5 separate regions of the Mus musculus genome follow, and regions 1, 2, 3 and 4 are each linked to region 5. Evidence: chromatin loops called from intact Hi-C (ENCODE). Cell type or tissue: heart. All regions are shown on one strand. Links, peaks and the distances in the headings refer to the core of each region. The heading gives the core; the rest is flanking DNA. Region 1 overlaps Gm36607 (a long non-coding RNA gene). Region 2 has its middle 6.4 kb from the start of Ice1. Region 3 overlaps Ice1 (interactor of little elongation complex ELL subunit 1). Region 4 has its middle 19 kb from the start of Gm36734. Region 5 holds the start of Adamts16 (a disintegrin-like and metallopeptidase (reprolysin type) with thrombospondin type 1 motif, 16).

Region 1 (6,380 bases), core at 710-5,709, 120 kb before region 5:
GACATTGATCATCCCTTCAGTGGCTCTGTCACAGGGGCTGTCTCTAGTCCTGAGTACCCAGGATGGTGTTGGTGTAGTCTGACCCCTTCCTCTGTGGGACACTAGGAGGCACAGACTGACTTTTGTCCCATCTTCTTTCCTTCCTTCCTTCCTTCCTTCCTTCCTTCCTTCCTTCCTTCCTTCCTTCCTTCCTTCCTTCCTCCCTCCCTCCCTCCCTCCCCCTTCCCTGCCTCTTTTCCTTCCTTTCCTCCCACCAGATATCCCTTTCCTTCATCGCCTCTCCTCTCTTCATTCCTTCCTTTCTCCGTCCCCACCTCTCTTTTCCTTTCTTCCTTCCTTCCTTCTTTCTTTCTTTCTTTCTTTCTTTCTTTCTTTCTTTCTTTCTTTCTTTCTTTCTTTCTTTCTTTCTTCCTCCCTCCCTCTCTCCCTTCCTTCTTCCTTCCTTCCTTCTTCCCTCCCTCCCTCCCTCTTTCCTTCCTTTTTTTTTCTTTCTTTCTTTTTTTAACTCTTTGAGTGTTTGCTTGCAAGTCTGTGTACTACCTGCATGCAGTGCCTGTGGAGGCCCCAAGAGAGAATCAGATACCTAGAACTGGAGTTACAAATCATAGCCTCCTCTTGGAGGCTGGGAATTGAGCTCCATGTCTTTAGAAGAGCAATCAGTGCTCTTAACCACAGAACTATCTCTCCATCCTCAGCCCATCAATCCTTAATGTTGCTTGTTTTTAGATTATTATTTTTTCTCAAAATAAATTCCTCATCAGTTTTAGGGGCTGGATACATGGGTAGTACTCATGAATCAAAGGTCATTTGTTTCTGTCCCTTCTCTCCTAAGCCATTCAGTTCTAGTCGCTAAGAACCCACACACATTGCAGGAAAGATGGCAGAGAGACAGAGAACAAAGCTATAAGGATCCATCTGTGACTGATTTACATACACTTAGAGATAAACCAATCAGAATCCACTATGAGGAGAAGTCAGGAAAGGGTGAGCTGTAGCCTTCTGGGAATGTGAAAGGTCCCATGCCGTGTGAAGGCAGAGTAATTTTGAGATGAGTCATGTTAACAGGAAACAAATGCATATAAGATCCCACCAATGAAGGTGGCTGGAGCAGGGCCTGGTGGGACGGAACTCAGGGTGTGAGTGGGCAGGCTGGGAAACTATGCTAATGTTTAGCTTCATCTGTCCGAATTCCCTTGTTGCTAATAGTAGTCTTGCTACCCCATCACAGCAAACTTAACCTGCGTGGGTTGGTGGATGAATTGCTGGCCTCAGTTGTGTAGATTTGAGATTCACTCCTGCCTCTATCTTCCTACCTTATCAAGGACTTGGTTCTCTGGAGACCCACTCAGTTCTCTTCTGACCTTAGACCCTTCTCAGGGAGAGGAAATGCCAAAATGAAGACACCGAGCTCTTTGGGCTTTACTACAAGCCCTAGTGATACAACTCAAAGAGACCAATTGATAATTGCTTTGTAAAGTTGGACACTGAGAGCAATTTATGTCTCACCATGAAATACAGCAATCAACACCAAAAGGGCTTTTCTTCAGACAGGGTTTAATGGTGTTTTTGATTAAAGGGAAACATGATGGTAGCTTTGCTTGTGAGCTCTAGAGTTGACCCTGAGAACTGACTACAGAATCTCCCTTCCCTTCCATAGAAACCCCAGGGGACATTTAGACTTGTTCCTTCCAGAATCCAAGTCTGTTGCATCTAAGAAGGAAGATGAGTGGGCACTGTTCTTAACTCCGTTAGCATTGCTATGGTTACTGAGATCCGTTGACTGCAGAGGTACAAGGGCGGTGTGCTATGCATCTTCCCAGCCACCACTGTGCTTGCGCAGTTCTGCTCTGTACCTTCCCAGTCATCACACTGCAGTTGCACCTGTGCAGCTCTGACTGGGGGCCCAAGATCCTGAAGGGGGGGAACGACGATTACAGCCTGTCTGTCTGCTGATGAAGCAGGCTCTCTTTGATTCATAAGAGGCAAAAGTCACAATGGATAATTCATGAGCTGACTAAAGACTCATCCTCATGAAATCATGTATGTGGCTGAGCCTTCCTTCCATCCAGGCTAGGTCGTTATGCACAATGTTGTTATGAATATTCATAAGGTTTTTCAGTGAATGTGTTTTCAATTTCCTTGAGCTTATACATAGAACTTTGTTCTACTGCTGTGTCATGTGATAAATCTGTTGCAATTTTTGAAGGTCTGCCAATTGATTTCCAGAGGGGCTACAGCATTTTGCATTCTTAATACTTGGCACTTAAAGACTTTATAATGAACTTGTTATTGTAGCTCTGCTCGTGGGTGTGAAGTGCCGACTCACTGTGGTTCCCTGATGGTTACTAATATTTGCCAGCTTGTTATCTTGTTGTTGACCATTTGTAGGTCTTTAGAAAAACACTTTAGATTTTTCTTTCCATGTATAGCTTTTTTTCCCAATTTGACCTATTTGCCCTTATATTGTTATTTTAAAAGTTTTTTATACATTTCTGGATAGTAGGCCTGGTCTTCATCTTTGGGAGCCATTACATTATATTTTGGCTCAGGATGTCGGTAGGGCACAGTAAGTGCATTAAGTTGGCAATATCATTAAACTAAAAGCACACTTCATGCATCTAGTCACATGAACGTCATGCTTAAGCTAGGCCATATCATATGTATTCTGAGCACGTAGTTTAGCCCACAGGTAGAGCTAGTCATGTAGCATGAAGCCTGCATTGCGCACATCATGATGATGTGCTGTGTGGTTCATGTAACTTACTCAGTGCCATAGCAAAACGGAAACCAGTGCAAGTGCTCGGGGATAGTTTTGCATCACCATAAAGTTGAAGACATTTGCTGGATCACTGTGACAGAGATATCTCTTCTACCTTAGACTGAGAAATGAACAAATCACAGTGTTGGTGTCACTGTTCTGGGGTCTGAGAAGTTTGAGAGTCTTCATGACTCTGAGGCTAGAACTGCCCAAGCACACAGTTATGAGGCATTTGAAGGTTTACCCTCTCAAGGGCTTTGCTGTGGTCATAAAGGATAAAAGGGAGAAAAATAGAGAAAGGGGGAATCGGATGAGGCTCCAAAGAGGCTTTGGGAACGAAAAGCTTCATGGATTTTGTGACCCTAGAACTACAAGTTTCATGGCTTGATTCTTGGAGAACTGAAGAGCCCAAAGTAATACGCCCTTGCTTGTGACCCGAGGACATCCAGAAAGAGTGTCTTTTGTCTCTTCAGAGTGTGTGGCCCATGGGGAGGAGTTATTCGCAATCCCAGGGGCAGGGGCTTGCTTGTCCATTGCTGTATGTAGGAAGCATGCACAGTCACTGTCTCCCATTATGCCCACTGTTCAGTCAGCACTCCCTTGGCTAGCAGGATGCCATGGTTGAGGGTGGCAAAGAAAAGTCACTGTAGTGATGATGTGTATCTTTATCTGAAGATAGGAAAGGAGGGGGAGACTCCAGGGAACCTGAGGTATGTGCCTGAGGTATTTTGTTGTTGTTTTACATTGTTTTTACTTTTTATTTTTAAGTGGCAGTTAATTGCCCCTAAGTGGCAGAAGGCTGTGTCCTAGCAATATCTGACATTTTAAAGAACATATCCTTCCATGCCTTTTGTGTATTTCATCTATTACATTACTACTTTTGCAGAGGAAGTAGAACTGGTGCACTAGCTTCCAGGGACACGCCCTCTTGCTTACCATGGCTTTGTTTGCACATATACGGGCCTTGCAATTTCAACCAGTCCTTTATCATAGACTCCCCAGTAGGTGGCCACCTCACATTGTCTGTCTTACTGGCAAAGAAATCGGCGTTCATCCATAGCCCTTCATTTATTCCTTAATAACTACCAATGTTTTCCTCCAAACTAGCAGAGACAAAGCACTGCTTGGGATGTCAATCGTTTCTCTTCCATTCCATGTATTTGCACAGTTATGATGGCTGTGGATAGCTCTTGATGTGTTTTACCCTTTCATATTTGCAAGCTAGTTGTCTGAAAGACTTGGAATATGAGATACATACTCTGTGCACCATCAACTATTAAGTGCTGAGACTTCTTTCTGTGCAGTACGAGAGCTCAAACTCATAGCTTTGTGCATGCCAGCCTAGTCCTCCATCTGAGCACTCCAGCCCAGTGCTCCATCTGAGCATTCCAGACTAGTATTCTATCTGAACATTCCAGTGCAGTGCTCTATCTGAGCTCCCCATCTAGTTCCAGAGACCCCTTCTTGAGTCCCTGATATTCCTGGCCTTGGTCCTTTGGACTGGGCCTTGTAGCATTTTCTATTCCCTTTCAGTTACTGCAGAAGGAATCCTAAGCAGTGATGCTTAAATGAGACCTAAACAAGAGTAGCTCACATTCTGCCCACAGTCTGAAAGACACAGGTGCTTGCACAGCATGGCTGTCATGCATTTCTGAGGGCGTGATCTCTTGGAGCTAGATGCTAAGAAGAGACACCGTGTCCTGATCTAAGCTGAGTACAGTTCTGCTATTTTAACAATGGGTCCAGTCAGCAGTAAGGACACCAGACTGGAGATTCAACCCAGGTGTAAGTGGAAAGAGGAATGGGATTCAGGGTGGAGGGAAGTGGGAAGATGGTGTCATGGGGTGGATCAGGCAGCTGGGATTTGGTTGGGAGGTAAATGGGGTTAGATAGAAGCAAGCTCACCTCTGGGCAGAGCCAGGCTTCTGCATATCCCAGGAAGAATGACAAGGAAGGGATGGGGTGGGGATTCCTGAGACTGCAGACCCGGAGGGGAGCAAGTGGCCACTGAAGCTTGTGGAAGCAGCTGAGAAGGTTCAGGAAAGCTGAGCTGAGAGGGATGTGTGACTGGGCACTCGAGGAGAGAGCCTTAGAGAAGCCACATGGGATCAGAACAAGACTTCCGAGTTTCTAGATCCAGGTTCCAATACTGGCATGCGCTCAGGTGCGTTGGGATGGAAATGTGCTTGTGGCGACCAGAAAACAACCATGGGCGTCATTTCTCAGGCATATTTTGTGTTATTTCTTTATTCATTTTGGAGACAGCATTCGAGTCTGGCTGGCCCGTGAGTCCCAGGAATCAGGCTATCTCCATCTCCCCAGTGCTGGGATTACAAACATGCATCACATTCACCTTCTCTTCTATACCGGTTCTGTTACTCAGGGCCTGGTGCTTCCCTGGCGCGCACTTCGCTGACTGAGCTACATCCTCAGCCCTTTGATCCCAAGTTCCTGCAGCTGCAAGAACGGAGCTTCACTGAGACTGACTCTGAGTATGTGGAAACATTGATTCAAGAGTGATAGCCGAGTTGGTGACTTCTGAGAAAGTGGCCTTGTCACTGTGTAGCAAGGGAACTAAATCGGAACCACAGAGATGAATGATGTCATTGTTAGGAGTCCCTGCCATTGACCAGGGCCCTGGAACAGAAAGGCTTACAATGAGATGGTACATGTGTCAGGGATGTCTTCCTGTGATGTCCCCTCAACAGTGACGGTGACATTGAAAGTGTTCTGAGTGCTGAGCATTTGCTTCCAGCTCCTCCATGCTGTTCTGTTCTGCTTTATGCATTTTGAAACAGCATCTCTATATGTATCCTTGGTTGTGCTGGATGGCACTATGTAGACCAGGCTGGCCCTGATGGGACTTCCAGAAATAAATGACAATTATAAAGATTTTAACCTCTGTAGGACCACACATCTCTAGCAACATCATAAACTTCATAAGCTATGTCCTCTTCTCTTCATTTAAGCTCACCCAGAGCTGATTAGGGTAATGAATACACAACACTCATTTAAAGAGAAAAGTGAAAAAAAATAACAAAATAATTCTTCCAGTGGATCAGAGAGAAAAGGATATATACTATATACCAAGCTGTAGGTGGCTCTGACAGCAGAATGGATGATTCTGTAGACCCAGAGGCTAAAGGACCAGGTGTCTCCAAGGCTGGTTCCAGGCAAGGGCTCTCTCCCCAGCCTGTAGATACAACCTCTGTTTGTGTTGTCACATGACCTTTCCTCTGCTTGCAGGAGAGACTGGAAGCTATTCTCTATGAGAACAGTGGTCCTGTCTCATTAGGCTCCCACCCTTCACTGAACTCATTTCAAACCTTATCTCCAAAGGTAGCCAGCCACACTGGAGCTTAGGGTGTCATTGTGTGGACTTGGGGCACACACATGATTCCATGTGGAACATGTACTCAGGGGATGAGACCTTAGGCTTCTCACAGTCGTGGAAGCAAGAGTGACAAGGACAGAAGCATGGACATGCACCACACATTTGAGAACACTCACAGTCACTTCAAAATGACGGAGGACAGAGAAACTGAACAAATACTCTACCCGTTTCCTCTCAGTGGTGACACTTTATCAGGGTAAAGAGGGAGGTTTGGATGTGCCCCAGCTA
Region 2 (6,380 bases), core at 674-5,673, 200 kb before region 5:
TTTTGACATTCTCTGATGGCTCTAGCTTGGAAAACAGATAAATACAACTTGCTATGGTTCTTTCCCTCCCAAACATGTGCTGTAGCTTATTTTCCTTTGCATGTTAATAAATAAATAAATAGGAATTTACACCACTAGGTGAGCATTTAGAGGTAGAAACTTGGGCAGACTAGTAGGATTAGATATGGTCATCAGTATGAAGCCCCTTGGTGGAGTGCAGTAGCTTGAGCAAAAGAGAGTGTGACCAGAGGAGACACACAGGTGCACTCCCTGACCCTTGCCCTGAAATTCCCTGCCTTGGGGCCTCCTCATATTTAAGGCCACTGCCAGGTGTTTTCTTTCAGCCTTAGGCCACTGCATCAGGGAACCCAAATCAATCTCTCCTTAAAATCACCCAGTCTGTGGCATTGTGCTATTAGAAATACCAAACAGACTTAGACATGTTCCAGGTGTGGAGGGGATTGCTAGCAGCAAGCACCCCCACACCATAGGGATGCCTGCAGTTGAGTGATAGGTTAAGTGGGGAAGAACTTTGGAGGAACAGGAAACTAGCATGCTCCAAGCAGTCTTCTCAGGTGGAAAGGAGGAGCCCTGCTGTGGATTGGGGAAAGGTTGACCTCACCCTGGTTACAACATCACTCTGGTTACAACATCACAAGCAACTCGGTGACCGGACCTATGTCCTGAGGCTTGTAGAAGACAACTGGAAAGTGAGTCACTAGGAGGACTTCCTAGATTTGCCAGAGGAGATTTCAAAACAAAGCACTTAAGACAAGCCACGGCTCACGCTGGCTACTTTCAGTTAGAGTTACCGTGAGATTCTCAAGCAAACATGGTAGGAAGTAGCAAAGCATCCACCTACTTGAATCTCTGCCAGCCACCTGGAAGAGAGTGAGGAGAGTAAAGATGTGTTGAAGTAGTACAGGAGGTGTAAGCATCCAACAACCAAAGGGAGTGGTCTGGCTAAGGAGCTACTCTGCCTTGTAGGCACAGAATCCTTGTGGAGTAAGTCCTCTCAGAGTATGAGCCTAGAGAACCCTTGGCCTCACTGCTCAAGGCACCTTGGGTTTGTTTTCTGACATCCAGCAGGCAAAACACCCCACATCTAAAGCAATGAGCATTTGGATGTTGCTGTTTAGAGTAAGAGACTTAGAGAAATACCTAAAATTAGATATGGCCGTCACAGCGGTGCCCCTGAGATGACCATTTGTGTCTTTGGAAGGGGAGAGAGGCAGACCAGAGGGGACATCAGCTTCCCGATCCACAGTGCCACCCACTGACAGCCTTGAGGCTATACAAGAAGGCCATCACCTAGGTTTAGGCTTCCAGAACCATAAACAGAGTAAACCTCTTCTTACATCTTAACCAGCTATTGATATATGGCACTGACAACATAAAATGGCATAAGACCTATCTCAGCCTACTCGTAGGAGGACAAGGCAGTATGTAAAAAGAACATGTAGGTAGGGGCATGGCATGAGTTCTGACCCCCAGCATCCAAACGAAGGGCACTCTGTAGCAGTATGCATTGAGGAGGAAGAGACTAAAGGACCCCTTGGCATGCATGCTGTCAGCTAGTCTTGTGGGATCCAGAAACGTCAGATCCTGTGTGAGACTCAAAAATGAAGCTGGAGAAAACTGAAGGAAGACCTAAGGTCAAATTCTGTCCTTCACACATCTGCATATGCCACTCCTCCTCCACAGGGACACAGATACACACACGTGTGTGCACATGTGCACACACACACACACACACACACACACACATGGAGAGAGGGGGGAGGGAGGGAGGAACATATTTCCTTATAGACTTTTAAGAAGAACTATGCTTTTCTGACCATGTCCTTGGCCCTTCAGGGTACCTGCATTCTAGCCATGGCACAGAAGGATTCTCCATGCTGTCTGGTCCCGCCAGCTCTCTAGCTTTTGGAGACTCTTCCCACATTCTCACCTCATACCTTCACTGCCTCTAGACACACCGAAGCAACACGTCCAAAAGTTGGCGCGATTGGTAGGCAGCTGGTCACTTACTGAACTGGGTGACATGCCTCAGCCCGGGTGAGGTGACACATTAGGTTCAGAAACAAAGGGAAATTCACCATGGGAAGCTACTCGTTATTTGAAGTCACTATATTTTGCTTTATGAGAAGATATATTCTTGGGCTGGGAGAGCTCCATTGCCAAAGTGCTTGCCACACAATGCACAGCCAGGGGGACCCAAGTCTCATTCGCAGAGCCCACATTTTTAGCCATGTGGGTGCTGGGAATTGAACCCAAGTCCTCCAGAAGGGGAATAAGCACTCTTCTCTGCCAAGCCATCTCTCCAGCCTGCCCACATTTAAAAAAGATTTATTTGTTTGTTTGTTTGTTTGTTTGTTTATTTTATATGTGAGTACACTGTCATTCTCTTCAGACACAAGAGAAGCAGGCATCAGATCCCATTACAGATGGTTGTGAGCCACCATGTGGTTGCTGAAAATTGAACTCAGGACCTCTGGGAGAGCACTCAGTGCTTTTAACCTCTGAGCCATCTCTCCAGCTTCGCCCCACCCCCGCCCCAAGAGCCCACATGTAAAAGGCAAGCAAGCAAGCAAGCAAGCAAGCAAACAAATGGAGACATTCTTGCAATTTTAGTTATTAGGAAACAATGACAGGCAGATCTCCATCTCGAGGCCTCCTGAACAGCCAGAATAGCCTGCATGGTGATTTCTAGGCCAGTGGGAGGCTCTGTCTCCAAAACCAAGATGGGTGCCACCTGAAGAGAGACACTGGAGAAGGTCCTCCACTGCCATGAGCGTGCTCACATGTGCACCCCGACAGACATACAAGGAAAATAGTCTCTCGTTTGATCAATTACCCAAAAGTCGTTGAACTGTGTTATTAATTTTAAATCCCCCAACCACCCCTTAAAGTCTGCAGGCAGTTCTGTGATGTCTTCTGACAGTGTGACTTTTTCCTTCTGTGATGTAATGTTAGCATCTGGACACCAGGTGGCGATCTTTCCCTGTGTGATTTAGAAATAGCCTCGGTCCACGATAGCCTTTAGGAGCTCCTTAAGGGAGGGAGAGTGGTTCTTGGGACTGTGCCCTCAACCTGTCAGTCCACTCTGCCTGGTCCAGTTTCCAGAATACACCTGCTTGTCCAGACTTCATGAGTGTCCTAGAAAACAGTAGTTTGCTCTGAGCTATCCTTTAGAATGATAAACCCAGAGGATAAACATGGTTCTCAAAGAAAAGCAAGGCTGCCTCATTTTAAATCAGTCATGACCTAGGCATGAATGAAAACCTGACAGGTATGAGAGCAGAAAGGACCTGAGTCCCTGCACTGCTGTCCTGTGACACGTGCAGACACTGTGCCTGCTTATGCACACCTCCTGGCTGTAATGGCTATCACACAAGGAAGGCAGGCCTAGAAGGCTAACAGGGGGACTCTCACGGTGAGGATATGAAAGAGATGGAAACATTTCTCTTTTCTTGGGGCCAGTGAGGGCTACCAAACGATGCACCCAGAACTGAAGACATTCTCTGGACTGGTTCCCAGGAAGCTGTGGGTTGCTTATGGGGCCTTGATCAGGGGTACCTGTGATTATGGAAAATGGGTACACACATGTGGTAAGCTATATTTTCCCAACACTGGTGCAATGAGGACAGGGTTCTGTGTGGTATGATAGACTACAGAGTAATGTGGACACAAGAGAACACCAAGGGGTAGAAAATGGGCCCGGCAGGTGTTTTGTAGCATATTCAGGGCCAAGGCAGAATGGTTTGCACATCTTCAGAGGGAAGCTGGAGTTAACATGCTCTTATATCCACTGTCCTCAGACCCACAGCTGTCTGGAGCTCTGACTTCCTGCTGTGACCCCAGGGCACCTGCAGCTCATGATGCAGCTTAGTAAAACAGATTCCTATTTGTTCTTGGCATCAAGGCAGTTTCCAGGCCCCTTGCATCTGACCCATGGTACCATTTAGTTCTCCTGGCTGCCTGTTAGGAAAATGATCCTCCTGTACCCTCTGTCATGTCTACGAACTGGAGGAGAGATGATTCTAGAGCTCTGAGCTGCAAGTTAAGATGATCTCTCAATCCCAACCCTCTCCTTGTGCTGTCTGCTTCCGGATGCTAGGACACAGGACATGTGCAGCTGCCTTGCAACAATGTATCACAATGTGACTGAGTTCATACCTCCTGCTTCAGTGTGCTTCATTCTGTGCTCCATCCTTGCTTTTGCACCTTGGCAGTGGTAGCTCTTTATGCAGCAATATCTGTGTCACTCATGCAGTATCTCTTGCAGACACAGTCCCATACTACTGCCTTTCTGTGACATGAGATTGGCTCCCAGTGCCCCTAAGTCACGTCTCCCAACACAGAGACTCAGCGGCAGCACCTCAGGTCCCTTTCAATAGTCAAAGCCTCTGTCCTCCCCCGCCCCCCCCCCCCCAGTGTCCTACCTAGCTATGAAACCTATGAACCACAGCAATGGCCAGCATAGCATGACAACATCAGTGGATGGTATGCATACCTTGCCTGTTACCAACAGCTTCCTAATTGGACTTACAGCTTTCCCAGTCAGTAGGAAATCATTCCTTGTACTGGAAACCTAGCCAACTATGCAGAGCTAGTGAACGCACAGATCTCAGAAGAGAACCTACAACTGCCACTTTACTAAGCCAACATAATCCCTAACAATCTAAACATTTGTCCTTATACCAACAGGTTAAGTATTGACCTCACCCCTCAAAAAAAAAAAAAAAAAAACCAAAAACCAAAAAAACCAAAAACAAAAAAACAAAAAACTTTTCTTTGCAACAGAGACCATTGCAAAAAAAAAAAAAAAAAAAAAAAAAAAAAAAAAAAAAAAAAAGAAAAAAAGAAAAAAGAAAAAAAGAAAAAAATCACAACTAATCCAAATGCAGAGTTGTGGAGCTCAACCCCAACCAATGCTTCCACAGAACAATACCCTAAGGTAGTTGGAGGCACAGGGAGTTTGCTGTGAGGCTGTGTCTTGTAGAAGTATCAGAGAAGTTATTTCCATGAGGACTTAATAATGTGATGGCCTAGACATGACCAGAATAAAACTGACATCAGGGCACATGCTAGTGTGAACTGGGGAAAGCTTGTGAGACCTCAGCCCTACACAGAGGACTCTTTAGGCAGCCAAGAAATGCTGAGAGCAGGAGAAGTGGTCTTCCCCAGGGGAGAGCACCGTCACCCAGTCGTCAACCCTGAACACATGCATACGAGTAGCTCTGTACAGACTGAGCAGGTTGCATTTATGAAGGTGTCTATTTATTCACACCCTTGTGGCGCGTGAGAGGAAGGCCACTCTGGCCTCACAAATGCATGTCACAGCTGAAGGAGCCGTGTGTGGTAGACATTTCTTTCACTGCTTCCTCCTCTCCTTGTCCAGTCCTGGAGGAATGCCAGCCAGCCGGATAATACCGGATCCTACTGGAGGAAAGGTAAGCCTTCTGGCCCCTAGCCCATCCCAGCTAGACCCTCAAGCGACAGATTAGACAGAATTCCCGGCTGGGGGGATTTTAACCAGATGATAAAAAAGAAAAGGGGCTGGGAGAAATTTTAACTGGAAGATAAGAGAGGCAGGCCTGACCATTAAACTGAAGGGAACTTTTTGTTTCCTCAAAGGGGCTTCAGGGGCCAAGGTCCATGGCTGATATGTCAGCTAAGAGACACCCCAGTTAAATCCCATGGAAATGAGCACACATGTATGACTGATCAGGGCCTTTGAGTATGCCCTCCCTGGGTACCATGCCCCGGGTTAAGACAAGTGTCATGGGTGTCCCCCTCTCCTCCCTTCAATATACTTAAGACATGACTCTTGGTGGACACCAGGCATATGGTTATTTTCCATCTCTTATCCTCCCCCCTGCCCAACAACAGGTGGTCACTCTGAAGAACTGGCTGGGGCATGCAGGTGACACGCCTTGCCATCCCAGGAGGGAGTGTTCCCAGCTCTCCAAGGTCCATTCAGTGCACGTCCTCTGGAGGGCCTGCTGGTGCTGGTGTATCTTCTCTGGTTATTTCTGTGCAATGCTTCGCTGGGTCCTTCTGGATCTTTCTCTTCGCATTTCCACCCCCTCCCTACACAACATGCATCACTGAGTCTCGCTGGTGCTGTTTCCACAACAAGTGGTGGTACCTTCCTCTGCATCCATGCTCTCAGCTCCGCACGCTTCCAGCTTTCCCCTGGATCCTTGGAGGGAGGACTAACTTCCTGCCATGTGCTCCCAGAATGTGCCCCACCCCTCCTTGCTCACCATCCTTCACCTCCCAGCCATGAGCATTGTCCAAGAGACAGAGGCTGGATGGTTTAAAGGTTCTTCTGCAGCAGTCACAAAGCCATACTTCCTTCTGTGGGTCTGCTC
Region 3 (5,000 bases), core at 1-5,000, 230 kb before region 5:
AATGAACAGTTTTCCTGAGTACCCTAATACCTTTAAAATACCCTGGACAAAGGACAAACACATCAAAATGGAATTAAAATTCAGAAAGTCAACTCACAGGTGCCAGGGAAGAAGGTAAAGAGCCTGATGCCATCGGAGGGGGTGAGGGCACTGGAGACAGAAGAGGAGGGGGAAGTTTGAAGAAGTCAATTGCAGCTTGAAGATCATCATCAAAAAAGTGTTCGTGGTCATAGACGTTGGTCCTGTTGCCATCATCAGGCCTCTGCCCTGAGACTTCAGAATGCCTCTCCTCACAAAAAGCATGCTCAGTGCTGGGGCTTGCCCCACTGGGCAGCTCTTCTTCAGCACTCTCCGAGGAAGAAAAGTCACCCTCCATCTCCATGGACAGCTTGGAGAAGAAGGAACGCATGTCTGCGGCCCTGGCAGGGCCACCTTGCACTGGGAGCAGCTCATCTTGCTCAGAGGCTCGGGCTGCACTGCTTCCTTTGGCAGGTTTTTCTGAACAGGAGAGAAGCAGGCATTACATATTTAATAATGCCAAGGAAATGCACAAATTACATCCTCATAACAGGTCACATTACTAGCACAATTAACTTGAAATGAGTGGACGGCTTCAAAAAGGTCACCAGTCAACTTCTAAAGTGATCATAGACTGGGACAGGGTTGTGGATGGTACCAGGGCTAGCTCACAGCACAGCAGCAGGGCAGAGGCCTTACTGCCTAAACACACTGGAAGTCGCTTTCCCTTCAACAACAATCTAATGTACCTTTTATAGAAAGCCTATGGGTAGGTTTGACATTGGTTGATTTCAGATGACTGTTCAGAAAGATAAAACTGTCTGACTCAGTTTGTGGATGGAGATCTTTGTCACGTGCTCCCTCCCTCAAACACTGCTAGCATGGTGTGACAAACAGGCAACTATACAATTTTGGGGGAGGGGTCTTTGAGTTTCATGAACTTCAGTTGATGATGATGATTTAGCCTAGAAATATGGATCCCACGGGGTCACTGTAGTCACCAGGTATTTGACATAGGAGCAAGACCTCTTCAGAGGTGAGACTGGAACAGAGAAGTGCCTAGGCAGGACAAGTATGGCTGAGGCACACAGGAGCTGCTCTGGGGCAGCGTCTAGTAAATATTAACTTGGAATGCACTGGGGAGACAGAAGAAACAGCAGAGTGAGCAGAGGAGAGGGGAGTAAGGGACTGTAGTGCACTGGGAAGCAGGAGAGCTACCCTGACATGAAACAGACCAGAGTCAGCAGCGGAGAGGAGAGGGGCAGCCTTCCTTAAGCAAGAATTCCTGGAACTAAATGCAGAAGAAATTAGAAAAACAAAAAAACCCCAAAACCCCACAAACCTTCCCTGGGCCAACTGGAAGCAAAGGAGATCGACTACGGATGTGATCCTCACTGAATCACAGTGTGCCATGCATTCTGTCCCTAGTCCCCAGCACAGTGTCCTGAGCAGAAATGGAGTCTCAGACTAGATCTAGTGTAGGTGGAAAATGGGCCATTTCCATGAGTCCCACAGTTTGTTAACAGGATTGGGGAAAAGTTCAGATGGAATCATTCTTGTGTGAAAATAAAGATGACTTAAAAGAAGCTATTGTGTAGGACAGGAGGATTACTTGGTCTTCCACATACACCTGCCAAGCATGCCTTAGTTTCCCCTCCAAGTGCTCTGAGGAGAGCTGCTACCAAAGGCTGACAGTTATCTGCTGGGGTTTAGAGTCACACTCCTTCATACATTTCCAAGTCCCCACTCTCCGCTACACACTGGAGGCTGAAATACCAGAAGCCTGTAGCAGATGCTGTCACACTCATGCCTCAGGAGCGTCTGTAGTGTCTCTCACCTGGGATCCGTCTGCCGCCCTCCCCGGAGAGTCTGTGCGCAGTGTTCACACAGAGCCACAGCTCCTTCAGGAGAACTTTCACCTTCCCTGTAAACAGCAACGCACAGCTATCAGGCCCAGTGCTGTGACAGGAGACTTCTTACCCAAGCAGGGAGCAGCACCCAAACCTTCCCACTGCGACCACTGCGCTATCAACCAAGTCAGGCAAGGCTTCCGCTACAACCCCAAGACTCGACATAGGCTTGTTTGCTCTTTTTCTTTCTTCTAGAACAGCGGTTCTCAATCTTTCCAATGCTGTGACCCTTCAATATACAGCTCTGCATGTTGGGGTGACCCCCAATCATAAAATGATTTTTGTTGCTACTTCATAACTGTAATTTTCTAATGTAAGATCTGTTTTCTGATGGTCTTAGGCCACCCCTGTGGAAGGGTCAAATGCCAAAGGGCCGTGACCCACAGGTTGAGAACCACTGTTCTAGGGGATGGACTCAGAAGCCCCAGCCCGTTTGTTATTAAAGGCATTACAGTTTCTCTCTATCACAGCAAGTTAGCCTGTGCCTTTGTTCCACAGTGCTGAGATGGATACAACAGTAGCAAAGCCTCCCTCAGTTAAATGAGTCCATCAGCACAGGCACCAGATAACCATGCAGCAACCACCCAGAGGACTGATGGATGGTACAGTCCATGGTCATGAGGGCAAGGGATGGAAGCAATATGCAGAAAAGCCTGCAGGGGGCGCCCACAGCACAAGACTTCACAGAAGAAGACAGGCTTTAACAGGATGGGAAACTGCTGGGACTTAAATTCCAAAGATCTCTGGACTCTCAAACTGCTACAGAACCACTGACCCAAGATGAAAGACCCAGGGGAGACATAAGTAATAGAAGCCTGATAAAAACCATAAGAACAGTATAATATCAGGGATAAAATCTCTGTAACTCATTAAATACACAAATTTCAAAAATAGCCATCAAGGCAAATCTATCCATGAAAATGTAAACACAAAGAGCCCGAGGTGAAGCATGGATTAAGCACTAATCCATGCCAATTACATTTCAACATGAAAGGATTCTGAGGCCAAACCACAGATCTCTAGAAGGTCCTTAAGCCTAAGCTTTATGAAATGGGTAAAATCACTAACCCAGGTCAAGAGAAAATTGAATAGATCAACCTTTCCTGTTAAAATCTCCAGGAAATCTGCCACTGGTTTAATACAGTATACTCATATTAGGATACTAAACTGTCACCCCCAAAATGAAGTCCACAGATGGGGATATCAAGACAAGCATGGCTGACATAGTTACCACTGGAGGCTCCAGACCCCTGTGGCTGGCTGAGAAGCTTATCTGAATTATAATTTAACCTACCCCAGAGCCTGCTTCCAAATACTGTAATCCCTGTGCTTAAATGACCTGACCACGGTCCCTGCTTAGTACCATATACCCAAAGCAGCCAACAAGGAACCCTAAAAACAAAGAAAACAAGTTACTTTTTCATCCTCCTGGAGAGCAGTCACAATGCCAGGGAGCACACGTGCCCTCTCAGGACTGACCCCAAAGCTGCCTTCCCAACAAGCAGAGAGAAGCCTCAGTGCGGCTTTCTGACTGAGGTGTGAGTGGGCACCTGTTTAATCTCTCAAGAGCATGCTTATAGGATTGCCCACTCCATTGTCCCCGTGTACCAAGAGCATCTTCTTTAGCCTGATGAGGATGCCCGAGTGTGGCTAGACTGAGGTCCTGCTCAGCTCTTCCTTTACGGAAGCTTAACTGCTCGGGCAGCTACTCCTCTTGAGAAAGCAAGCTACGCTGCTCAATACCTGCTGAGCTGAAGCAGCACTATGTTTACGAAGGCCTGACACTTTTATGATCTACGCTGCTTCTCCTATGGACGCTGCCTATTGCCTTAGGTCCTGCTCTTAGACACCTGATGGCTCAACTGCTATTTGAAAGGGGAGGTCTCTTACTCTGTTTATCTTCAGACAGGTCAACAAAGCACACTGGAGGTTTGCATGATACTGGACACAACAGCAGCACACTCTGTCTGCTCTAATCCCATTTCCAAGTGAGACTTGTGACATTCTGTGGCCTGTCATCTGCTCTCCACACCTGAGGACGACACTGGGAACGGAAGCTGCCATGAGCAGAGGCTGCACAGGCAAAAGCATGGGCTGTCCTATTCTTAATCACATTACAGTGGGTTGTTGTTTCCAGGACCACCACCCAGCATCAGTTCCCAAGTCTAATCATGGTAACTGCCATGTTTTCCTGTTTTATTGTCTTAAGGGAGCAGAGGATTTTTATCAACATCACATTTACATGTTTGCTGTACTAGCCAAACCTTTATCAAGTTTCTAAAAAACTCGGTATGTGGTTTACAGTCCTTATAAATGGTTGTTCTGGCAGTTGCTTCTTTAGCCTTCTACAACCCCTTCTTTCAAACACACACACAGAAGATCCCCCCATGAAGAGGGCAACTTCCTCAGGAAACCCTGGAGGCTTGCTTGGCATAGTTCCATGTGCTTGGGTATAGAATGTTTTCTTACCAGACCTCAGCATCCTGAACCCCTTATTCCACACAGAATTGTTCTAAAGCCTGGACTTGCTCAGTTGGCCTTACTGCTCTCAGACGGACACTGTGAGCCTATCTTAAGTCAGCTTCAGGTACTCAACAATTTCTGCCTCATTTGATCTGAGGCAGGCATGCACTCTATTAGCCGGTTAAAGCTGCTCTCTGCCCCTGCGGTGTCAGGAGACATGCACTACTTGTGCTTCTGACCAGGGATTCTCCTTTTCCTCCTCACAGATCAACCCTCCTGGCTCTACTCACCCCTCTGAAGCCCTGGAGCAGGTGAATGCTGAGACCATGGCATTCGGCATGTTTGGTGCTGTTCCTTTACAGTCCATCCTCAGAGGACCCACACTTCATCTCCCAGCTCAGGAATCTACTACTAGGCTAGCCAACACTTTATCAGGTCCCTCCACCTCCTGTGATGAAGTGGCCCATGGGCATGTTCCTGAGCATGCTGAAGGACACTAACAGGTCTGAGCATCTCTTACTCATGTGCTAATCCTGGTTCTTTAGTCTTCTACAATTGGAGGGCTTTCCATGCCACTTGTACTTTTCAAAGTTTTCGTGAAGGGTTTAG
Region 4 (6,380 bases), core at 763-5,762, 160 kb after region 5:
AAAGTATTCTACCCACCTCTTTTACAGGTAGGGGGATTCTGGCCCCAGGATGATGTGTTTGATTATGGCACTGTGCCCAACTTGGGCAGATGTAATTGGCAGCATATCTGTAACCACAGATCCTCACACTGTGTGACTGAAAGACATCATCCAACATGCAGGGCGATGCAAGATCACTATTGATGTCAGAGTGATCACAGAGACTGTGGTGTGGCTTCATGGTGGCAAAAAAGTTGGGGCTTCCTGGTATATTAGTCAGGGTTCTTTAGGGTAACCAAGTGACCAAACTTACATAACCCCTGCCTTACCCCCACCTCCCTCTCTCCCATCTCTCTCTCTCTCTCTCTCTCTCTCTCTCTCTCTCTCTCTCTCTCTCTCTCTCGACACACACACACACACACACACACACACGGAATTTATTAGAACTTCCAGGCTGTGGCTACCTATGAATGGAAGTTCTAAGAATCCAGTAGTTGTTCGGCCCCTGAGGCTGGATCTCAGATGATCTTCAGTAAATGCCAGAATCCCCAAGATGTAGGCTCTAATGCCAGTGAAGGAAAGGACTTGATAGTAAGGGTGAGAACAAGCAGGTAAAGAGCAGAAGCTTCCTTCTTCCCTGTGCAGCAGTAGTTAGGGCCCAGGTTAAAAGTACATCTTCCCACATCGATGCTCTGAAATAGATGTGGGTCTTTCCACTTAAAATTAGGTAAAAGACAAAGTGAAACAAAAATTTCACAGGTGGGCCTTCCTTGCTTGGGTTTTAGTTAATTCCAGATGTAGTCAAAAGTACATCGGAGAAATCCACTACACCTAGAATATACCCTACACCTGGAACATCCACTACACCTGGAACAGCCACTACACCTGGAACAGCCACTACACCTGGAACAGCCACTACACCTGGAACAGCCACCACACCTGGAACAGCCACTACACCTGGAACAGCCACTACACCTGGAACAGCCACTACACCTGGAACAGCCACCACACCTGGAACAGCCACTACACCTGGAACAGCCACTACACCTGGAACAGCCACTACACCTGGAACAGCCACTACACCTGGTTCCTAAAGAAAAGTATGGATTTCTTTGAAGGATTCAAAGGACTGGTGAGGCGTCAGGGATCTCTGCCCAAGAACAAGAGATGCCGAACACTGTGATCTAGGATTCGTGAGAAAGACTGGGAAGGAGAACATGTGGACAGGCCTTTCTAGGATGTTCTGGTTGTTGCTGTTAAGGACACACCATGCAAAGGTCTGGGATTAAGGTGGATACTGGTGGGTGCTATGAGGGATTGTGACCAGGGGTTGATCGGTGTGGGCCCACTTGTCATGCATACGCCCAGTGTCCACACCAGGAAGTCCCTGATGTTCAGACACACTGCCCCACTTTTCGCTGACCTGCTGTTTCTCAGCTACATCAGGCAATGTGGTGAAGGACTCATCTTTTCACTCCCAGGAAACAGGATCAGGGAAGATTCCCTGCAGGATGTGCTGGACCAAGAACAGGAGAGGCTGGGTGTCAGGATGCAGACAGCTGGCTTTTCTCTTGTACCATATTCCAACAACCAGAAAGCACACGTTTCCTCACTCAATCTTCCTTCAGGTGCAGAGGGTGTCCGAGCAATGAGCAATCCTGGTGCAGCTGAGATGTGTAGGAGGGGCCTGCTGGGTAGGAATTCACTGCCAGGGCATCTTGGCTTTCCAGAGGGTTCTCTGGCTCAGCTCCATTTTCAACTGAGTCCCAGCTCCGTCATGCTTTGAGGTTTTGGACTGTGATAGATCAGACTGATCATCACCTGGACTCCATAGTGTTTATTCAGTGGAGCCTGTGAGTATTCATAGACTATTCTATTCCTTCAGTGCCTGTCTGCTGAGTCCTGCTTTCTCAGAACTGATGCTTGAACACCTAGCAAGCTGAACAGAATTCCTATAGAATTTACATGGGTTGGAGGATGGGAAAATCTGAGCAGTGTCCCAGACGACAAACAGAGTTCAGAGAGACACAGGACAGGAGCAGATAAAGCTCCATCCAGATAGAAACAAAGGTCAGAGGGTGTCCACATAAGCCAAGAACGATGGGCAGCCAGCAGAGGCAGAAAGGAACCAGCCTAGCGATCTTTGGAGTGAGCAGGGACCTGCCAGTGTTTTGATTCCAGTCTTCTTTGCTCCATAGCCCTGAGGAAATAGCTTATACTGTTGGAAACTACCAATTTCATGGCGATTTGTTATGGTTGTGCTATGAAGCAGCAGGGTATAGCACAGCACAAGCATTCATGGATCAAAGCAAAACTGAGCCAGGCAGTCTGGAGAGCAGAAATCTGTCAGCTGTGATCATGGCTCAGCTAACAGAGAACTATAAAGTGCCCACCTTGAGCCACACATGGCTGTGCTAAGCACAGAAGGTAACCCGATGACCCCCGATTGCCCACTGGTTCACATAGCCCCTTGATGCCAGAACACACTCACCACAGAGCAACCTGTCTCCCTGGAATGGAGTAGGTCACTGGGATTGAGACTGGGAGGTGTTATGCTCTGGGTAGCATCCCCAAGTCAGGGCAAAGCAAGAAAGCTCCATCCATCTCACCTGGTGGCAAAGAAAGATACAGGAAATGTGGGTCCCCTCCACTCTTGTTCTAATTTGTAGAACTTCCTCCCTGATATCCTTAGGGCCAAGGGAGATATTATGCCAGCAAGAAAGGGATGGAGACCCTGTCCCTGTACTGTCTCATCCTAGGAATGGACTCTCTCCAACCCCAAGTGGCAGGGTGGCCTCATGTTGCTTTCAATGTCTTCATGTTGTTATGGCCTGAGAAGGCATTAAAGTTACACATTAATTTCCAACTTTCTGGGAAAGGTAGTTTAATGCTCATTTCAATATAACAAAAGAGAAAATTTCATTTCTGCTAATATGTGGTTCTTTCAAATACAATAAAAAAGCAAGTTACCAAGACTCTGAATCCATCTAAGTGCCAGATTAGGCATGGTATCACTCAAAACCCTGGGGCAGGTAGAGGGTCTATGGGACAGATCTGGTTTACCCTCTTCAAGGGACATGATACTCAGTCCAGGAGGAGGAACCTTTCTGGCTGGGGGTCCCTATAACTGAAGCATCTGAGTATGTATTCCCAGCCTTTGCTTCCCTCTGGTGGCCGAGCCTTGAAGTGCTTCAGTAAGATGTCCTCTGTTGGCAAAGAGGCTCAAGCAAGGTCTCTTGCCTGGGACTGAGTGTGTGTGTGTGTGTGTGTGTGTGTGTTCGTGGACTGGGAATGGGATCTGAGGTGCACATGAGTTTTGGGACAGAAAGCAGGCAAATGTGGAGCAAACTAGCAGGAGTCAGCCTCTGTCAGTGCCACAGCCACTAGGCCAAAGGCTGGCATACTTATTGCATGATGATACCCTCTGTAGCTGGGCTTCACAAGCAGTTCTGTGACTTGCTTGGGTGGACAATGACTTCATGATCAGCAAAACTATAAAAGAAAGACTGAGGCTTAAAGCCCCTGGTGGCCCATGGACCACCTCAAATGGATTCCTTGAAGCCAATGGTTGATTTCACTCTCCTAATCTGTCAGTGTCTGGAGAAAGTATGAGCACTTGAGGGGGTGGGTGCTCTGAGCAGATGTACAGTGGTTCTGAGGAAACCCTGAAAGACTTTCGTACTCCAAGCTGAAGCTCACAGCTTGACCCTGAGATTTTGCTCAGCAAGTCCAGAGGGATCGAATTCCTGATCTTGGGTCTCCTCTGGTTTGGAAGTATTGGCCATCACCAAGTCACCTCTGCATCAAAGTCAGGGTCATGTAGTATCCAGGTTTCTTGATAGATAGTGACCAAGCATTGAGAATCCTAGACCAAAGATGAGTGGAACAAGACTCTGAGGTATAGCAGGACTATCTCGCCCACCAGAGATATAAATAATAGCACGGAGGCTTGCTAAGCTTTTAAAGGTTAGGCCTATTGTTGGGCAGACTCCCGACTACTCTAAACCCAACTAATCCTCACATTATATCCAGCCACGTGACCAAATCTATCTTTCTCCTGTCCGTCCATTCACCTCTGCGTCTGCCAGCTCTGATTCTTCTCCCAGCCTTCTTCTCATCTCTGAATCATCTCCCAGTCTTCCTCTCTCTGCCTGGAATTTCTGCCTTCCATTTCCTGCCCAGCTTTTGGCCATCAGCTCTTGATTGCAGCCAAGCAGATACAATTCTAGATTGCCTTAGGCAGGTGAGGAAGGATAATTATTTACAAATTATGAGACCCATGATGGGGCCACAGAAATAACAATACCAAGTTGCTGCCAGCGTTTAGCTCTCTGCCAGGAGAGAATTACAATTGAATATACAGAGACAAACCTTCACACAATGTACCCCAATACTGAGTGGTCTCCGTTGTGTTGACAAACCCACCACACAGAGGCCATGGGTTTCTGACTTTGGAGCTTGCAGGCATGGATCTTCAGGCCTTGTTTAGTCAGTGCTGTGGAAGGATCTCAGGAGGGGGCCTTGTTCCTCAGCATTTGCTCCAGAGAACAGCCAATGGGTTGGCTGTTGTATGGTCAACATAGAAAAGGAGACCAGGAAATCTCACTGACAAGACCTGATTCTGGTCTTGTGGTGGGCAGGGCCAATGATGGCCTAGTCACATGTAGGCAATTTACCTGCAGAGCACTGGGCCCACATAATCCTTGTTGTGGGTGTTGGGCTTCAATTCCCATCTGTACCTGATACCCAGATTGGACCTGTGTCCTCCATAACTGTTCCTGTAAGTTCAGAAGGGCTCTTCAATCGTCAGTGAGCACGCTTAGTCTATCATCACAAAATGCTGCTATTACAAGAAGGGGGAAAAAAAGCAAACAGATGTCTTTTTAAAATCTTTATGATCAAAAAGTTTATTTAATGATAAAGTAAAATATGAGACAAAACTACTTTCGTAACAGTTTTAATTCTTTTGGTCAGCACACATGGTACCTCCATGATCATGTATCTCTCTTAAAAAATACTGACTTCCCTCTGGAGTCATCTGGGAGAGCTGATGGACAGACAACACCGTGCAGCTAAGTTTCAGGAGAGGCAAGCCTGGCACTACTCAGGGAGAAATGAGAGTCAGAGGGAAAGGAATTCCAAGGGATACCATCCCTCTGCTTTGGAATGGCTGACCATAGCAATTCCATTCCTCACCAAGTGACCGAGGCTGATGTGGGCACCTGGGAGGAAATTACATGAATGCTTCCCGATCAAGCTCTGTGCCTTTATGAGACAGCATGGGGAAAGCCCCCAGCAAGGGAAGGCAGGGCTAGCTGGGTTTCTTTACTCTCTGCAAGGTACAGGGCCCAGAGCCAACAGCTAAGTCAGCTACTGGTTCTGACCTCTCCATAGAGCCCAGAAAGCTCTTTAGCCAAGAATTCTTTACCCGATGCTGTAACAACCCACAAAAGGTTCCCTGGGCAGAGTAATGGCATCAGTAATTACACCAGGCAGCTTGGGAGAGAGGGTTCTGTCTATTCTTTTCAAGTGAATGGACATTTTCAAAGCTTCTTTTCCAAATAGAAACTTTTTTTTCTTTAGTTGAGAACATGAAAAGCAAAACCCAAGCAAATATTTACAAATCTGAAGTCAAAGATCGATAAGAAAATTTACCGGTCCTGACCGTGAATTGTTGGGTCACGGCAATGGGCAGTTGCCAAGGAGACTGGACCCAAGCATCAGAAGCTAGCTTTCAGCAGCAGCAGACATCACTCTTTATTCTGCAACTTATACCTCCAAAACACAAGGCAGGAAAGAGAGCAAACGACTGAGTTAGTTAAACAAACACTGATAAACGCCAGCTCTGAAATTTTTTTTTGCTAAACTCCCAGGAACCTGCCATTTCAAAGCCCTCTGTCTAATTGTCTAATTCCTAGACAAAAGTACCGAAGTCGTTATCGAGGCAAGAGAAGCAATTTCTCCAAAGCACAATCTATAGCAGTCTCACACACAGTCTGCGGTTATGCGTGCACAGGCTAACACAGAGACCTCGGTACTACTGAGGGTGTTATATACTTGGAAGACAACATCAGCTGGGATATCTGCTGGCCTGGCAGGCCACTGAAAGGGACTTTCACTTCTCACTGGCCAAGTTCTTGAAGCTTGAAGCCTTTGGGTACACATTTGCACTGACTCCCATGTCCTGTTAGGTTTCTTAAACATTGCAAGGGTTAAGTTAGTGGAAGTCTCAGTGTGGGGATGGTGAACCGGCAGGGTGAGCTCTCCTGACTGTGAGAACCCTTGCCTGTGAGCACTGAGTGAGCCTGGTTGGCCTGTGGGGAGCTCCACAGTCCTCATAACCCGTGACTCTTACGATGCTCCTGCTGAGTAGGAGTTACTGGTAGAGCTGGGTTTGCGTC
Region 5 (6,380 bases), core at 679-5,678:
CTGGGTTCTTGTGACAACATTGGGAGCCCACCCCTGGGCCAGGTCTCACCATTATATTCTCCCGTGTCTTGGTCTGAAGAGCATTCAACTACAACAACTTATGAAAAGCAAAAGAAACCTCCAGACTCTGTCAGACTTACATGGCTGAGACTACAGCATCCTTTACAATAGCACCCAGAGTCACCACCCTCCACAGGAAGCAGAGAGATGTCACTGAGCTCGGTGCTTTCTGACCCTGTGCATATTGAAATGGCCTCTGCCATTCTGGGAAATCATATTTTTAATTTTTTAAAGATGATAAACAGGTCTTTCCATACTCATCACTAACATTTACAATATTTTCCCCATGTCCACAGCCCAGGGATGGATCTTTCCAGGAGGGAGGAGCCAAGGATTGGGCATCTAGATCAGGGTCACAGCTGGCTACTCGGCCATATCATCAGCTGAGACCTGTGGCCAAGGTTAAATTTTTTTTGTTGTTGTTTAGTTTTAGATTAGCTAGCTTGGTTTAAGTCTTTGAAATCAGTAATTAAGCATGGAGTGTGTCCAGTTATATACGAAATTTGGCTGGGTTTTATGCCTGTATTTTTTCTCCCCTAATCACTAAACACAACAGGCCAGCATGGTATCAGGCCTTTCTCTGAATGTACAGTGAGGTGTCTTTGCAAAGCTCATCACTTCAAACAGGGGGAATAGACAGGTCTAACCTGACAGTTTGGCAGACTATCCTCTACACTGGCAGCACAGCACATTTGGAGTTTGGCCAATTGCAACATTGTAAACACACGTTTCTACTCCAGTCTATCAACCGTCTCTTAAGAGGTAGCTCTACTAGATGCTTGGTAACCGGTCTCTGCCTCTGACTCAGCATGAGTGGACACATTTTTCAGACTCATGCATAAAGTATGACTTGGTTATAGGTGAGCGATATCAAGGTAATTATCACCAATTAATTTTGAGTAGGCACAGGCACTTGTCTGTGTGTTGCTATTCTCTCCTGACAAGCAATAGACAGGTAAAACAGAAGTTCGGACAATGGCCACTGACAAGCCACAAAAGCTCTGTGGTTGGGTTTAAGAGAGTCAGAGAAGATCAGAGGCGGGGATTCTCTCCTGCTGACAACCATGGCAAGGTGAGGACTGGAGGGCACCAAGACTTTGGCTATGGTGCCTGCCACATGTCATAGCTCTCTCTCTCTCTCTCTCTCTCTCTCTCTCTCTCTCTCTCTCTCTCTCTCTCTCTCTCTCTCTCTCTCTCTCTCTGCAGTCCCAAGCATAATCTACACATCTAGCCCTACTGTACAAGTGGGAACAGCTGGCATAGGGAGGCAGCAGGCTCTGCAGGTGACTTAGCAGGCTCTGGCAGGCATCTGCACCAGAGCAGGAGATTTAGCTATGGTAGGGTAAGACACTCTGGCTTCTATAACATTTTGTGTAGGATAATGGAGGATCAGACAACCTGGTATATGGCGAAGGGGGGGGGGGGAAGCACAGCAGGACTCAGCAAGTCTGAAGAGTGAATATAGGTGCATCCATTGGTTTGCAGTTCACCAAAGTATTTTCCCTCATGTGACACCGCCACTGCTCTCTGCTCTGTGGGGCAGGCAGGTTGGCTGGGGTATTGTTAGCTAGCACATCCGAATCCTCACAGGATTCATATCACTTCTGGCTACTTCCCCCTCCTTCAGAGGTAATGGAATAAAGGCAAGAGGTACAAGTCACTGTTGTTAGCCTAATTCATGAGCTTCGTTGTCCATAGAGAGATGATTCCAGCCATAGCATCCAGCCACACAAATCCTGGATATGGACTCAGACCCAGTCAACACACTATAGTCAGCATCCTTCAGAGACATTGGACAGTTTCCACAGTAGCCAAGCTATGGAGTCAGCCTAGGTGTTGGTCATGCGAACAGATATGGAAAATGATAGGCAAAAAGACAGACAGATGACACACAGACAGACAGACACAAACACACACACACACACTAGAGAAGGGCTAAAGAGCTAAGTCGTTTGCTTGCAGGAAAATATATGTACGTAACCACAGGTTATCAAAGTAAGCAAAATAAGACCCATAAAAACATATATACCACTTTTTCTTATTTGGAAGATGATAATTTGTACACATGTGTAAATCTTATATTCATATATATTATTAAAATTACAAATGAGACTACCTGGGGCAATGGAATGAGAACAGAGGGAAGCAGAGGTGGTAAGTACCATCAGCCTCTGAACAATCTCTCTATCCTCCCAGTCAAAAGCCTAAAGAACTTCTGAGCTTTGCCTTGAGATCTGGAAACCCAAAGTTTTTAAAAAGCTAAAAACCTGTGCCATGCTCTTGGCAGAAACCATAGATGTTATTGCAATGACAAATATGGAAGGAAACCTTTGAAGAAACAAGAAATAAAAAGCAATAGAGTCATCAAAATGTAAATTGATACATTCGTGTTTGATAATCCAACTTATCTCAATTTAGTTATCCATCATTGTCTCAAGGGGTGCGTGAGGCTCTCTTCCCTACTGCATAATTACTTCACAAAGGCAGCAAAATAGCCAGAACCCTTACAGGTCTCACTTTAGCCCAAACTCAAAACAGCTTCAAAGAGTTAATTAAGAAATTATCTTATATCATGGAGATGGGCCGTGCACAATATGCAGATCTGAAGGTCACAGGTGCTCTGCCACACCTTGCCTCTGCTGTGTGACTGCTGTCTGCTCTCTCTGCCTCTTTCTCTTTTGATAACCAGGAAAGGGTGAAGGTATCCTGCCTTCACAAAGTCAGCTCCACCTTGCAAGGACTCACACCTTCTGTGCACGCTCTGACCAGGCAAGTGAAAGTCCATGGAAACACTGCCATTGGGATCCGGGACTGAGGCGCCAGGCATGAGAAGCCTGCCTGTGGCCTCAGGCACTAAGCTTGTCCTCTCTTCCTGAATAGCGTTCTGTCTATAATGTTATCATCTTGGATAACACTTCGTTAGTGCAATAAACGTGTCCCGAGTGGCAAGGCTCGATTGCTCAGCCTGCTCCATGCTAAGCAAGACAGTCAGAATTTGATCCTTGAACTCCCACAAGTTGTCCTCCGACCTCCACAGTGCCATGCACCCTACACACATAATAAATAAATGTCTGAAATGCCTCGAGTCCCTATGGATTTTTTTTTTTTAAGTTTTATTCTGAAAGTAGTGCAAAGTCCAAAGTTAGAGCATGAACATTCCTTGTAAGGTCATGATGTGTCAGAATTCGAAGTAAGAGGATCAGAAGAGGGTTGGAGATGCAGGTGACAGAGGGTGGGTTTCAAACACAATAGGCTTTCCCTTGCCTTCTAAACCACTGTACTGTTTGGGTCTGGCGCCCTCCAGTGGCACTCAGAGTCCTAGAGCCGAGACTCATATATCCCTTCTTAAACCCTGTTTTCAGTAGGAGGAATTCAGTTCTTGTAAGTTTATCCTGATGAAGGAAGCGATAATGAGGGTTTCCGAAGTGTCAATTGTTTAATCCTGTACATATTCTAAAAATCTGCCGAAAAGATTAAACCTGGCTCGCCTCTGGTCGCCATTTCTGCTAACAATCTCAAGCTAATTCATCCCAGGAAAGGACAGGGTGAGTAAAATCCTGCATTTGCTGTGGACCCAGCACAAACCTCCTAGCAAGTGCAATGGCCTGCTTTCTCAGTCACCAGGTGTCATTGCTAGGACACCTCACAGGGGAAACCCACTTGTGAATCACTGAGGTGGCTGAACCTTGCAGAAGACTTGAATTCGAGTTCATGTTCAAGGAGGTCCAGGACACATCCTTTGGATGTCCCCTGTGCTATTAATTAACATTAAAGCGATATTAATGAGGTTGCCTTCTGTCTCCTCCTGTGACAGTCAAAGTGGAGAAAGCTTCAATGTGAAAGAAAGGAGAGGGGGGAAGATGCTGGAGTGGGGACTACGTTGCTTATAATAGATTTGGTGTATACATTAATGATGTCAATATATAGAGTGATCTGGAGTCTTCCTACACCCAGATATCTCACTCCCCCAATGTAACTCTGGCTAGCCATTATCATTTTACTAGGAAATAGGATACAGACGTTGGTCGGAAGTCATTCTTGAGCATGATCTTGTGCTCGAAATGAATAGAAAGAGCAAGATAGCATCTTCAAAGCTTTTGGCGTCCTGAGTCCCAGGAGACTTGCAGACCAGCATAGGGGGTTGCTGGCTGCTTACCTGTGAGGAACCGAGAGCCCCCACCGCGCGAACTTACCACCGGTTTCCAGCCAGCTGGACCCAGAGAATGGGGGAGGCTGCGGGTCTTCCGGGCTCCCAGACGCTGCAGCTGCGAGTCCCAGGGCGCACGCAGGTGTCTGCTAGGGGGAAAAAAAAAACGAGGACACCTCAGTGAAAATGCGGGCACTGCAGAGCTCAGCCAAGGGCGGAATGCACTTGCAGCCATCAGACTCTGCTGGTCCTAGCGCCAGGACTCACCTGCTCACTGACCTGCGCCAGCAGCAGCACCCAGAGCGCAGCACAACCTCGGGACTCCATGGCCCCGGTGCCCGAGGGCTCACAGGACTCAGCTCAGCAGTCTAGACTGGGTCACTGGATAGTCCCGGTGTTAGCAGTATGCTAGGGTGCAAAGGACCGACCCGGCAAAATCGCAGGGTTTCCAGGCAGCGATTCCACCATGCACATCAGAGTTATCACTGCAGCTTCGTTCGGCACCGGGAGGTGGAGTGGCAGTGGTGGCGGGGGGCGGCAAAGCACCCGCAGCAACCAAGGGACAGCAGGGAGGAGGGTAGAGAAGGAGAGGGCAGGACTAGGGAGGGCAAAGGAGAGGAGAGGGGAGGGGATAGAGGAGGGAGTAAAGCAGGGAGGAGGGGTACCAGGAGGAGGAGGAGGATAAGGGAGGAGTGGCAGGGAGAGGAGATGAAGCAGACTCATGGTAAGTACTGGGCATCCTTCACGCCTATGACCCAGCAGGAAGGTGTTTTGTCCACCTACATGAGAACTTGGGGTAGAGACAAGGCCAGGACACAGTCATATCTAGCTGTTCACCCCTGTGCTTTTGTGGAAAACTGTCTTGGTGTGTTACTCCAAAGTCCTCTGCCACCTGCCACCGCTGCAGCTCTGTGGGACTTCTCACTTAAGGGCAAGATTGAGCTGCATAGAGACAGGCATCCAGCATTCATTGTTCTCTAGTCCATCCCCTGGTTACAGACCCTCTGGCCTTCCCTTCTAGTGGGAGATGTATAGGGAGGAATGTATCTGCTTATGAATGAATGTGAGTCCTTAGTTGCCTGGGGCACGTGAAGAAAAGGGGTGAATGGAGGCGGGGCGGGGCAGGGCAGGGCAGGGTAGGGCAGGCTATGAGGAAGCTGGGTTTCTTTCTCACGCCTCTAATTTTTCATTGGACAGCAGTGGCCAATTTCAGATTCACTTTAGACTCTGGCTGACCTGCTGGGAGAGCAGGTGTGAGGCCACTGGGTTCCCAGAGCATCCTAGTAGGAAGTCTAGGAGCCCCAGCCTAGACCAGACCAGGTCTATCCAAGACAACCAGCGAATGCCCTCTCTCCAGCCCTGCGTCCTGGTCCATCATGACCTGAGTATGTGTTTGAGTATGAGCGTCTTTTGTGACCATCAGTGACTGAGAGTGTCTGCTGCAGGGTGGGTACAGATACAGACAGCACTGAGCGCACGGGTAGATGTTTCTACACGCGGGACTGCCAATGACTGTCCATCCCAGCAGCTGCACTCCACTTCCTTCTGCCGGTTGGTCTCACATCTCAGGCTCCCTCCAGCTGCCATTCTAGGGTCCCTCATTTGCAGTCACACTGACCTTGCCTGGTTTGCAAGGCTGAGAAGGGGGATGGCATGTGGAGCAGTGGCTGCAGTTTTCAGGGTGCTCACTCCAGCCTACACTGAGCTGAGATGCCCCAGAGTGGCTCTTTATAAGCCTGAATGAAGTGTCATACATCTCAGAAAGGACAGGGCGGAATCAAGATGAACTGATCTGTGTATGCATATCCCTCTCTCTCTCTCTCTGCTCCCTCCCTTTCTCTCTCAGTCGTTCATATGAAAAATATTGTCAAAGAGTACAGTTTTGTTGACTTACTGTTTCATTCTTTTATAATTCCACGCACCTACACTATGTTCTTTTATTAAAGCCTCCCATTATCTCCTGTTAAGTCCCCTCTATTCCACCTGGTCTCTCTTGTTCTATTGTTCCCAAGTGTGTCTGTCTGTCTGTCTGTCTGTCTGTCTGTCTCTCTCTGTGTGTATGTGTCTGTGTATGCACACATGAGAGAGGTGGGAGGAGAGCAGAGAGAAAGAGAGTGTGTGTGTGTGCATGTCTTAGTTAGGGTTTTACTGCTGTGAACAGACACCATGCATG

The links. Peaks named below come from ENCODE experiments on the same cell type or tissue, not always from the same donor. Only the 100,000 strongest peaks of a DNase experiment are listed, where the experiment ranks them.
Region 1: a loop joins it to region 5, with 2.7 times the contacts of the local background. A loop is called at or near these places in 2 of 42 quality-filtered maps.
Region 2: a loop joins it to region 5, with 6 times the contacts of the local background. A loop is called at or near these places in 39 of 42 quality-filtered maps.
Region 3: a loop joins it to region 5, with 5 times the contacts of the local background. A loop is called at or near these places in 5 of 42 quality-filtered maps.
Region 4: it touches region 5 in a loop (14-fold over the local background); 19 of 42 quality-filtered maps call a loop at or near these places.

What each region holds. Positions count from the first base shown.
Region 1 is chr13:70,712,484-70,718,863 of GRCm38, forward strand. All of the region lies in intron 4 of Gm36607 (a long non-coding RNA gene), which reads left to right. Among named protein-coding and RNA genes, the nearest start is that of Gm36607, 9.5 kb to the left of the region's middle. In heart, for the core only: a CTCF peak has its summit at 3,759; no DNase peak of the experiment used is centred there; H3K27me3 peaks cover 418 bases.
Region 2 is chr13:70,640,888-70,647,267 of GRCm38, forward strand. No RefSeq gene overlaps it. Among named protein-coding and RNA genes, the nearest start is that of Ice1, 6.4 kb to the left of the region's middle. In heart, for the core only: CTCF peaks have their summits at 1,276 (motif pointing left) and 2,982 (motif pointing right); no DNase peak of the experiment used is centred there.
Region 3 is chr13:70,608,679-70,613,678 of GRCm38, forward strand. It overlaps Ice1 (interactor of little elongation complex ELL subunit 1), which reads right to left. Exons shown (of 19, transcript NM_144837.3): 11 at 1,856-1,942; 12 at 98-498. It overlaps Gm40996 (a long non-coding RNA gene), which reads right to left. Exons shown (of 2, transcript XR_873649.1): 1 at 3,819-5,000; 2 at 2,108-3,320. Among named protein-coding and RNA genes, the nearest start is that of Gm40996, 3.7 kb to the right of the region's middle. In heart, for the core only: a CTCF peak has its summit at 2,571 (motif pointing right); a DNase peak (open chromatin) is centred at 2,573.
Region 4 is chr13:70,998,367-71,004,746 of GRCm38, forward strand. No RefSeq gene overlaps it. Among named protein-coding and RNA genes, the nearest start is that of Gm36734, 19 kb to the right of the region's middle. In heart, for the core only: a CTCF peak has its summit at 3,135 (motif pointing left); no DNase peak of the experiment used is centred there; H3K27me3 peaks cover 914 bases.
Region 5 is chr13:70,837,016-70,843,395 of GRCm38, forward strand. Adamts16 (a disintegrin-like and metallopeptidase (reprolysin type) with thrombospondin type 1 motif, 16) reads right to left here and starts at 4,796. Exons shown (of 23, transcript NM_172053.3): 1 at 4,475-4,796; 2 at 4,254-4,356. The coding sequence starts at 4,534. Gm36529 (predicted gene, 36529) reads left to right here and starts at 3,435. Exons shown (of 4, transcript NR_167928.1): 1 at 3,435-3,605. In heart, for the core only: a CTCF peak has its summit at 3,359 (motif pointing left); no DNase peak of the experiment used is centred there; H3K4me3 peaks cover 947 bases; H3K27me3 peaks cover 3,104 bases.